2 separate regions of the Homo sapiens genome follow, and region 2 is linked to region 1. A link is an interaction called in ENCODE POLR2A ChIA-PET data of the cell type or tissue named here. Cell type or tissue: MCF 10A. All regions are shown on one strand. Each heading gives the region's core, and the rest is flanking DNA. Links, peaks and the distances in the headings are about the cores only. Region 1 overlaps PLXNA2 (plexin A2). Region 2 overlaps PLXNA2 (plexin A2).

Evidence for each region. ChIA-PET counts read pairs that join two places held together with the same protein. Peaks named below come from ENCODE experiments on the same cell type or tissue, not always from the same donor. Only the 100,000 strongest peaks of a DNase experiment are listed, where the experiment ranks them.
Region 2: POLR2A ChIA-PET joins it to region 1 with 5 read pairs; 3 of 35 experiments call an interaction of 5 or more read pairs at or near these places.

Annotation. Positions count from the first base shown.
Region 1 is chr1:208,164,391-208,169,765 of GRCh38, forward strand. The region is part of intron 3 of PLXNA2 (plexin A2); the gene reads right to left. Among named protein-coding and RNA genes, the nearest start is that of PLXNA2, 77 kb to the right of the region's middle. In MCF 10A, for the core only: no CTCF peak of the experiment used is centred there; a DNase peak (open chromatin) is centred at 2,571.
Region 2 is chr1:208,082,471-208,087,845 of GRCh38, forward strand. PLXNA2 (plexin A2) reads right to left here. Exons shown (of 32, transcript NM_025179.4): 10 at 1,910-2,110; 11 at 1-38. Among named protein-coding and RNA genes, the nearest start is that of LINC02767, 130 kb to the left of the region's middle. In MCF 10A, for the core only: no CTCF peak of the experiment used is centred there; no DNase peak of the experiment used is centred there.

The DNA of each region.
Region 1 (5,375 bases), core at 274-5,273:
CCTAATGCAAAAGGTAAGAGCAGAGGTGAGCCTTCCTTCCCTTCCCTCTCATAGGGAGGTTTAGTACCAGTTGCTTTTTGGTGGTGTCTTCCATTGAGGGCCAGTTCCAGACACCTTCTAAGAAATACTTTCTTTCCAAATCCCCACAGAATTTGGAGGGAAAAGGGAAGATGAAAGTATCTGATACCCTTAGAAGTGGAATAATTTGGCTCCTTAAAAAGCCAGGGCAGGGACCATCTTTGAAAACACCTAAGATAGAGAAAACAAACTCTGTTTTAGAGGCTGGGCTGAGTGAAGAAGCTGGAGCTCCCTTCATGCAGGTGCCAAACCCAGCCCTCCTCGCCTTCAGATCCCTGGGCGTCAGTCCGGCAGCGGCTCCCTGGGGGCAGAGGAGGGAGCTCCTGAGGAAGTACTTAGCAGGCGCTGCCTGACTCTAGCGGCACTAACGGATTCTCTTATCTCGCCGGGACCCTTGTCTGCAGATCGGCAAAGCTGCAAGGAGGTGGCAGGTTAAAAATACTCTGTTAGCAAAGAGGCTTAGGTGGGGGCCTTGCCAGGGGAATTACAGTGATGAGAGGCCTCTGAGGCGGGAAGTCAGGGACGGAACCAAAGCTGCTGGACCCTCCGCTTCTCTTGTGCCCCCTGTTTGAATTTGCCGCAATGATTGGCAAAGGCCTGTGGAGATGGAGGGATTAATGTTGCCTCTTTTCTAAGGCCTGGGGAGCCATGTAGCAAATGAGGACCATGGCAGTCACCTGGCCTCCCTCCTTCTCAGCCTGGAGCTTGGGCATCCTTGGCATGCCAGCAGATCTCTGGTGGGTGCACCCAAGCCCTCATTCATCTTATAGCTTATGTTCTCTTACCCAGGAAAAGGAAGTAAGTCTCAGAGGGGAGGAAATAATAGTACCCTGTGTTTAGAGAATGTTTGTACTGTGTCTGAGTGTTTCTACATAGAATACCTCATTGCACCCTCACAGCATGCCTGTGAGGTGAGGATTACTACCCCGGTTTTATATTTGGGGAAACAAGGCTCTGAGAGTTTATGAGACTTGCCCAAAGTCACACATCTAGGAAGTGGCAGCGTGGACTTCAGTAAGGGCTTTCTGATGTCCTCTCTAGGGCTCTTCCTGTATCCTCCATTCTCTCCACGATTTTGTTCGCCTTAACCCTCCCATTAGGAAAACAACAACGGGGCAGCTTTCGTCAATAGCCTCTTTCAACTTCATCTGTCTCAAAACCCCGCAAGCCCAGCTACCCCTATGTGGTCTGGGGCTGGTCCAACCCTAAGCTGGTCTTGGGGTCCCTGGTCTCCACTCCCTCAGGACCAGAAGGCAGCTTGAGCAGTGGCGTCCCTGCCTCACCTCAGAACTACAGAGTTCCAGGACTGAGAGCGGCCTCAAGCCTCCGGTGACTTCATCCTCTCCCACGTGGGCCAGGACATCTGGGTCTCATTTTTTGATCAGAGAGAACAAATGTTCTACAACTCCCATTGGCAAGCTGATTCAGTGCTTACTGTACTCCTCCCTCCTGCTCAGAAAGGTCCCCACTAAGGTTTGACTTCCTGCTACAGCTGAGGGCTCTTTCTTCCATACCGATGAACTGAGAGTTACTTCCCATGCGTAGGCCTCATCTCTAATTGTCCAAGGAGAGAGAACTCTGAAAAGGGAACCCCTCCTTCCCCACCACCCCACCTTTACAAAGAAATCATAAGGGCAGATTATGTTTCTCACATTAAACACAACACAGAAAGGAATCAACCACAATAGTGAGATTTTGAAAAAGGGAAAAAAATCTCGATAACATCAGCAACTAGTGATGGGAGTTCCATTCCCAGTCACAGATTTGCTACAACACACCTTCTCTCCGAGAGATTTCTGGCTTAGGTGACTGTCCTAAGAGCAGATGTTAGGCTGGCTTGGACCTAAGGCAGCCAACTGGTCTGCATTGCTGGAACCCTCAGCAGGCTCAGCCCACTGAGCTGGCAGCAGGGATCCCAAAAGACAAAAAGACATGATCATTGACCTGCAGGTACTTCCTGAAGATCCAATAAGGAAGGCATTCAAATACAGCTTGAATGCCTCCTGTGCAAAGTATGGTGCTATGCACAGAATGCTGAGTATGATCTAGTCTTTGACCTTAGCAGCTTGTTTTGAGAGGGAGCAATACAGGTAACTAAGAGGCTTAATGACAAATGCACATGGAGCAGTTTGGAAAATGCCTCTGAGTTCAAAAGAATGAGAGATAAAGTCCATGGGTTCCAGGGTGAGGAAAGGAAAATCAACAAATGTACAAAGTTTATAACAATGAAAACCGCAAAGAACACAGAATGAGAACTTCATGCATTGATGTAAGAATTAAAGGTGCCATGTGGAGTGGGAGGAGAGGGGAAACACATATTGAAAGAAACCTAGAAGGAAGGGTCTCTTTGTAAATAGATGGATTCTAAACCTCTGGTTTCGGTTCCTCACACTTCACCTGGCTTAGGCATAGCACTCCTTCCTCCTCACTCCAAACCATGAAGCTCTCAGCACAATGGAATTCTGTGTGTTGCTGCAACTCCGCACCTGAGTCTGCACCTGGGGCTACTGAATGAGAGAGGGAGTTCCCAAAATAGAGAGCAGAGCTTGGGGCTACGTTGGAATGTCAGTTTGCTGACTGCCAGCCTCTCTAGGTTGCTGGGGATAAGCATCAACTAGGCAAAGGAAATCCATGTATGATTTCCAAGCTTCACTTATCTCAGTGCTGAATTTTAACCTTATTCTCTCAGTAAATCTTGGACCACAGCTCCTAATGAGGACTCCCCTGACTATGGCGATTTTATATTTTCTGGAAGAAAAGGCTGAGAGGAAGAGAGGAACAGGAAGGGAGAAAAGAACACCAGGAAAATCTCTGCCCTCTCTCCCACACCCCCCTCACAGCAAAGTGGGCCGCTAATGCATTAATTAACTAAGTAGTTTTGAATGTACTCCATTGCACCTCATTGTCTGCAGCTGCCATTCCCTGGAGGAGCCATAATATGCTCAGTGCACACTATATAATTAAATATCAACACGTGTCCCCTGCCCAGTGCTGGGATGCGTATTTACTTGCGTTAATGAGAACCAGAATGGCCTTACTGATGAGAGGCCCATAGAGGTAGGAGGCAAGGAGCACGTCTCCTGAAATTGAGGTCCATATGCCCTAGCGCCCTGCTCTTCTTACTCCCCTACCACCTCCTCCCAATATCCTGTCCCCAGAAGGCCATCTCAGGACCCCTGGTGGAAGCTTTTCACAAGACCACAGGCCAAAGTGCCATCAGCTGCGCTCTTCCCTAACGGGAGTGAGCAGCAGCAGCCCGCACGTGGTGCATAATGACTATGTTTCTGCTTAATACAAATTGTGGTTATTTAGCAGCCCAAATACCAATTCCCTACTGAGATCCCTGTCGTTGAAACCCCACACACATACACAGACTCAGCAGACACAAACACAAGCACCTGCATGCTGACCCCCCATTTGCCACTCCTCACCCCACCCAACACAAATCCATTACAGAATTGCTCTCTGGCTTGGGGTCCCAGAGTTATTAATACTGAGATGGGTGACAAAGTGAATGTGCTATATGCAGCAGCTTGATGGAACCCAAAGGCAGGTCTTTAGAGTCAGAAGACTGTGGTTCAAATCCTGGTTTTGCTACTCATGGGCTGTGAAACCTTGGGCAAGTTCCGCAAGCTTCTAGGGCTTTCATCTACTTATGTGGAAAGTAGGGACAGCGATACCTACACCATTGGTGAGAACTAAAAGGTGTAATTTAGGAGAAGTGGTTCTCCTTAAATGTTCATATTTGTCTCCCTCTCTTTTCCCCTCTTCATATATAGCCACATCTGGATAGCGAGTAGAGGTATTCTGTCCAGAGAAGAGGAATGGACTATGAGGATGTAGCAATACCTTCCCTCAGATTTCAGTTAAAATACACACATTCCAATTTAAAACAGGGCACTAGAATGCAACAGGTGCTGATCTGTTTTGTTCACTGATGTATTCCTAACATCTAGGAGGGTGACCAACACATAGGAGGTGCTCAGGAAATATTTACTGAATAAATGAATGATATTCCATCTCTTATTCAATTTGTATAATAATGCCATGAGGGGGAGTCTATTGCCCCCACTTTGCAGAAGAACAAATAGGCTCAGAGAGCTTAAGTGCATTGCTCAAGGCATACAGCTAGCCTGGGATATAAACTCAGGTGTCTGCCTCAAATGTTCTATCTGCTGCTTTCAGCAGGCCCTCAGAGACTAGGGAGTCTCTAAAAGGGAAAATAAAGACAAAAAGAAGACAAAGAGTATGCGGGGTTTTTTTTTTTTTTTTTTTTTTTTTTTAGAATGACAGGTAGTGCTCCTGAGAGACTGATGGCTCAACACAGTTCTAATGAGCCATCTGTGGCCAGGTCATGCTATCCCAGTGAGACCCAATCTCAACCAGGACATGAGGCCAGAGAAACAGGACTTCTCAGCAGGCACAAGAAGCAGGACCTCTGGGAGTCAGAATACCAGGCTTCTCCAGGATCACGGACTCTCAACTCCACCCCCATATTCATTTCAAAAGATACCCTGCCCTTCGATGGTTTTCTATAAGGCCAAGCTGATCATCCACCCGGCTTGCACTCTTTTTCATGAACTCCCTAGAGAGGGTCTTGATTGTCCTCACTCTGGCCTGTGGATGCTCTCAGACCAAGTTATTGAACATGGAACAGCTGGGCTGGGGTAAAGGCAGACTCCTCCCTGCACTGAGCTCCTCTGTGTGCCCCAGAGAGAGCTCAAGGGAAAAAGAGGCTCTGAGGCTGACCTTTGGGAGTCAAGGGCAGGCAGGAGGTGACAGGCACACGTTGTAGATGCAGACAGGACACACATTCAAAAACCGATAAACAAGTGCAGATTAACGGAGTGATGACAAGACACAGGGAGAGTTCGGACGGGTCACACATGATCAGCAAGTCTGGACCATCAGCCTTGTCTGTGGGCATAACTTTAACTCGTCATGAATATTTCTCTGTCTTCCATGGCAGACTTGATGTTGCTGGGACCTAGCCCCAGGGCAAATTACTGCTGCACCCAAAAGTCTATTTTGGGTGTACGTGGCCCTGTTTGGGAATAAACAGAGCCCCTGTCCTAGAAGGTATGCCTGGTGGGCAAGTGGACAAAGGGCTGGAGCACCAGGAAATCAGAAGACTTGGATGGGAAAGTCACACTGGGGTCCACAGGGAGAGATTCTGGAGTGGAAGAAAGATTGGGGCAGAAGAAAAGAGACAGCATGTTCAACAGGTGAGAAAAGGGGCTTCTATCAGCAGACAAGATAACCAATCTGAGAAAGCCAGGGAACCTGGATTCTAGCCC
Region 2 (5,375 bases), core at 188-5,187, 82 kb before region 1:
ACGGCCAGATTGCTGATGTCCATGCCATCATACTGGTACTATAGGGAGACGGGCAGAGGCATGGGGCTCATGTGGCTCTCTATCACAGGGGTCAGGGATGCAGACAAACCCTGCATGCTGCTCAGATTATTATGACGCTCTTTCCCTGAATCCCAGTCACTAATGCCAAGAGAATCCCACCCAAGCCTCCTAGCTTGGCATTCAGTGCCCTGCATAATCGGATGCAAACTGACTCCTCCAGCTTTCTCCTCCACTGCTCTCCCGTGGAAAGCTTTGAATCTACCTTTCTCCAAACACATCTTCTTAAGCCCCTCTCTGTCTTTGTTGAGTTCCTATCTCATAAGGAATGCAACCGTCTCCCTACAACCTCCATCCTTTTAACCCACCCGTATTCTTCTAGCCCAGCTCAGCTCTACTTTCCCCAGGAGTCCTCTCCCACAACCCTGCAGATCTGCCTCAAACTGTCCATCCCCTGGTGTTGCCACTTTCTGTCTTGCACTGGCACTTTCCAGGATCTGCTGTGCCTCTTTTCACGTGTCTCCCTAAAAAGTCCATGTGTCTCCAGAGGCAGAGCTAATGCCCTCTTACTACTCTTGTAAGGCCGAGAGTCTCATCGAGCAGTCACCTGGCCAACCCCTGCGGTGGCCCTCTATTTCCGCACGAGCCTTACTTTAGCCAATGGTCCACTAGGGAGAAGTGCCCACAGCTTTCCGGACACAGACCTCATCAGCCCACAGCTTTCCGGGCACAGATCTCATCAGCCCTATCGTTAAAGTCCTCTAGCTGTGGCCAGGAGTCTATGACTTTCTCTCTTGTGCTGATCCCACAGAAGACATTTAGCCCCTTCACACTTCAGAAATAACACCCCTGGGTGGCCAGTCCTGGCACCCTGTGATGGAGACCTCGGGGCATCTTCCCGACCCCCCACTCTTCAGCTCTGAAGGGCATGTCACTGTCAGCCTTCTGCTCCCGCCCTCCCCTGCCCACTGCCTCCCTTTGTTGTGTCCCTTTTCTTTCTCATCCTGCCTTCCCCTTGCGCTTGGCGGCCTTCCACCGATTACAAATTCTATCTATCAAGCGCCTGTGACCTGGGAATCTGACAGCTCCCTGATAAGAGGCCCAGATTCCCTTTATCTCTCCCAGGCGAATTAGCTTCCCTCAACACCTTTGTCACATCCTCCCCTCCCTCATCTCCAGCTGACCCCCCACAGTCAGAGACAGGGAGCTGGCAGATAAAAAGATCTTCTTGGGGTTAGTATTATAATTAAACACCTCATGCTCTCTGTCTGCCATTCTGGATTGGTTTAACCCTTGCTGCTCCTGAAATTCACTGCTTCCTCCTACCCCTCCCCTCCCACCTCCCCTCCTCCCATCTCACTTCCTGTCCCTCTCTTCTCCAGCTTTTGCCTGTGGAGCACCCTCCTGGTTATTCACTCCCTGAATGGGGATGTGGAATGGGGTGTAGGGTGGAGTTGACTCGCTCTGGTTCAAGTTTCACTGAAGACAAAGAGGTGCTCTTTCAACTTCAGAAAGGTCCATGATGTGATTATTTGACATTGCACGCCTGTATCAAAACATCTCATGTAGCCCATAAATACATACACCTACTGTGTTCTCACAAAAATTAAAAATAAAAAAATTTAAAATTTAAAAAATCAACTTCAGAAAGGGCACAAAGATCTCAGTGTCTGCCATGAGGGTCCTCACGGAACTGTCTCCTCTGGCACCAGTCACCTGCCCTGCTCTGGCTGAGCGGCTGGGGTGCTGGCTGGCTCCTGCATCCCTGGGGATGTGGGCTCAGCCTGTGAACCTGGAAGGCTCCGGAAGCCAGGGCTGGCCATACTGAGGCCCCAGCACGAGTGTGAGAGGAAGCCCTGCTCCAGGCAGGGCCCAGCCTGCGTTTTCTTACCGAGCTGTTCTGACACTGAACGCTGGAGCTGTTGAAGCGCAGAGCGGGGACCCGGTGGATGGCTCCTTGTATGTTGAGGACACACTCATAGCCTCGCTGGCCGGACTGCGGCTGGGGCAGATTTCGCGCCTTAAGGGTGATTGGCTTTACCTCCCCGACTGGAATCAAGATCTCCTCTGTGGGCACCAGCTGGGGACAGTCCTGGGGGAACAAACGAAGAGGCTCCATCTGTCCCCTGTTCATGCTGTCCTATGTGCCTGGGACAGGCAGGCCCCTCTTGTATCAGGTGAGCTGCCCAAGAGCAGGATATTACCTCATGTAAGGCCCGTGGAATGGGCAGGGAAAATGGAATCGCTCTTAGCTCCTGGGCTTTGATATTGTCATCCCCGTCCCACAAGTTGTCCTGTATCTGCTGTGTGTGTTACAATTCAGGAATTAATTTTCAAGCACAGTGTGGCAAGCTGTGGATTTTATCTCCTGAGACACTGGATAAAAGAGCCTCCACGTGTCCCTGTCCCCAACCTGGCACCCCTACCTCTGGGTTTCATCTTGTTCCCCAGCTCCAGATACTCGGCCCCTTGCATTGTCTGATGCCGATGCCTGGGGCATCCGTTATCAGCAGCTTCAGCTTCCCAGCCCCGACTGAGCTAGGCTTTCCAGAAGGTGGATCAAGCCCTCCCAGCAATACTCTAAACACTTGCTCTGTTTTTTTTTTTTTTTAATCTCATTTCATTACCAGGCCCTGCGTGAATGCCATGTTGCTTTGGAAAACAAAACCAAAAAAGAAAGTCTTGGTAGGGAGGGGCTTTGGGAAGGACCATGAGAGAGAGACAGTGAGAAAGACAGATTGATTTATGGAGCTCCATGACTAGATGCTGATTTTCCACCAGAGGTCAAAGGGCCACCCCACTGTGCCAATCTCCTCTTTCTCCTTCTCTCCTCGGGCAGATGAGCCTGGTAGCCCCTGGCAGTGATGATGTGGGAACCACCTCCACAGGGAATCACTAGGGGAATTCTCATAGGAGGCTCCCCTTTCTCTGTCCCCTTCTCCTGGGCAGTGGTTCTTAGGGGGAACTTCTGGGAATGTCTGGGGGCTGATGCTGCTACAGGGCCTGCAGAGGGTGTTACTGGCATTGATGCCAGGGGCCAGGATTGCTGGATTTCCTACAAGGTGTAGGACATGTTCAATGACAAAAATATTGTCCTCCTAATGGCAAATGCAATAATTAAGAAGCCTTGTGCAATGCCGGCACAGCCTCACACAGGGAATCTCCTGTGGCCACCTCTTGTCATGGTGTGGCTCGGGCTGTTGCCTCTTTTCTCTGGGCCCCACTTGCAAGCCGTTCAGCATCTGGCCCTTGCCTACCTCCCTCTGAACTCTGTGGTTCTTGCACATAATAGTCCAGCCATACTGAATGTATGGTTAACTCTGAGATGCCCTCTCCCTTACAGGATCTGCCTCTGGCCCTTTGAACATGCTTTTCCGTCTATTAGAAACACACACTCCTGCCTGTCTTCCTCCTGCTGCTGCCCTGCTTCAGCCCCTCTTTTAGTTGATTACCTCTTCTTTTACTTTTTTGGTTTTTTTAAATCATCACCTTCTCTGAGAATTAATAATTGATTACCTCTTAATCAGCCTTCAAACTCAGCCCAGTTTCTTCTCTGCAAGGCCGTCCCTGCCCCTGCCCCTGCACTGGCTTCAGGATGAGTTATGAATATTCACCCATGATTGCTTTTGACACACAGAATTACAATTTCTTGATTTGCTTTCCTCACTGGGCTGTGAGCTTCTTGAGGATTAGGCTGCATCTTACTCACCTCCATCTCCCCAGTCTTTCTGCCAGTGCTTGACATGTAACGGACATGTCAAGCATGTCATTGCTTGTGGGAGGGTAAATAGAAAATAAAATAAAGCAACCTGTGAAAAAATCTTTTTTTTTTTAGCTCCAACTTTGTAGATTCTTTAGAGATGAGGTAAAGCCTGCCTTCTGGGCTTGAAGAGACTTGAGAAGGCATTTGGTTCTCAAAAGCTGGAGTTGGAAATAGTCATGGGTTTTGGAGTCACATGATTTCTAAAGTGGCATGTCCACATTTACTAAGGATAATTTACTACTGACAATTTCTGAAGAGCCGGATCTGGGGGAAATTCTGCACAGAAACCCACCTAAGAGGGTCTGGACACACCGGCAGGCTCACCAGTGTCATCCCTTGTCAGCTGGCCACCTGCATGTGAGGACTCCAGGCAGGCACGGCATCCACGAGAGAGAATCACAAGGCAACCCCAGAACAGATGGGTCCCTGTTTAGGAGCCAGTCACTCAAGCTGCCAACTCATAAACTTGCTCTTTACTGCACTTTCACTTTCATTCCCTGCAGGCACTCTTGACAGACTCTTTCATATATTTATAGCCAAAAAAAAAAAAAAAAAAGATGAGCACCACTTTAGGGAAGCCCAGGCATCTCATAGAAAAGGAGATAACACTTCCTGTTAGCAGCTAAAATATCTGCATCAAATCTAATGTTAGAATTTAAGTTAGAAATAAGGCTGGGGTATAATGGTCTCTCTCGCACTCTCTCTCTCTCTCTCTCTCTCTCTCTCTCTGTGTGTGTGTGAGAGAGAGAGAGAGAGAGAGAGAGACAGACAGACAGACAGAGAGACAGAGAGAAAGAGAGAGAGATTTTCTTACTCCGAACCAGCTGATGAATTGTAAATGACGAGCAGTTGTTTTTCATCTCTAATGAGCTTAGACAACAAATTCAAATTTCAGTAGCAGGATCTTAAAGATGTGCTTTTGGAAGTATGATGTCTGGGGTTAGTAAAAAAAGATTGTTGAATCCTTTTAATGTGGACCAAAAAAAGTATACTTTTATATAGATGTTATGTGTAATACCTATATATAACACATATGTTATCTATATGTAACACACACACACACTTTCATCTTTTAGGCTGGGCTAAGTCCAGTCCAGCCTGGAGGTTGGAGAATCATGAGTAGACTTTATGAGTACTATTACATGAGTTTTTTTTTTTTTTAAGGGATTCTAGAATTTTAGGAAATTTCCCATGGTCTGCTGTTTCAGACTTTTTAGAATCAAATGTAAGGGTAACAATTAGGGTCTTCCCAAATGCTGAACCAGGCCCCAAGATTGCCCTAGTAGAAAAAGAATGTCTTATGCTTTGTTTCTTTATTTGGCAATTGCTCTCAGGTCAGACAGAATAGGATTTTTTCCCTTCTATTCTCTAAGGCAAAGGAAAGAAGCGGTTGGTGCCCCAGGTATGCTTTCTTCATCTTGGGAAATGGGAAGATACAGGCCTTTTGGGTTATGAGATGATTCTGGTGAGTATATTCATGAAGGATCTGTGAATCTTGGGTGGAAATTGCAGTGGTAAGGGCTGAAAGTGGGTGGAGGAGACTGGACCCCAAACAATTGCCAAGTTGTTGAAACTTCAATATCTGTGGGGCTTG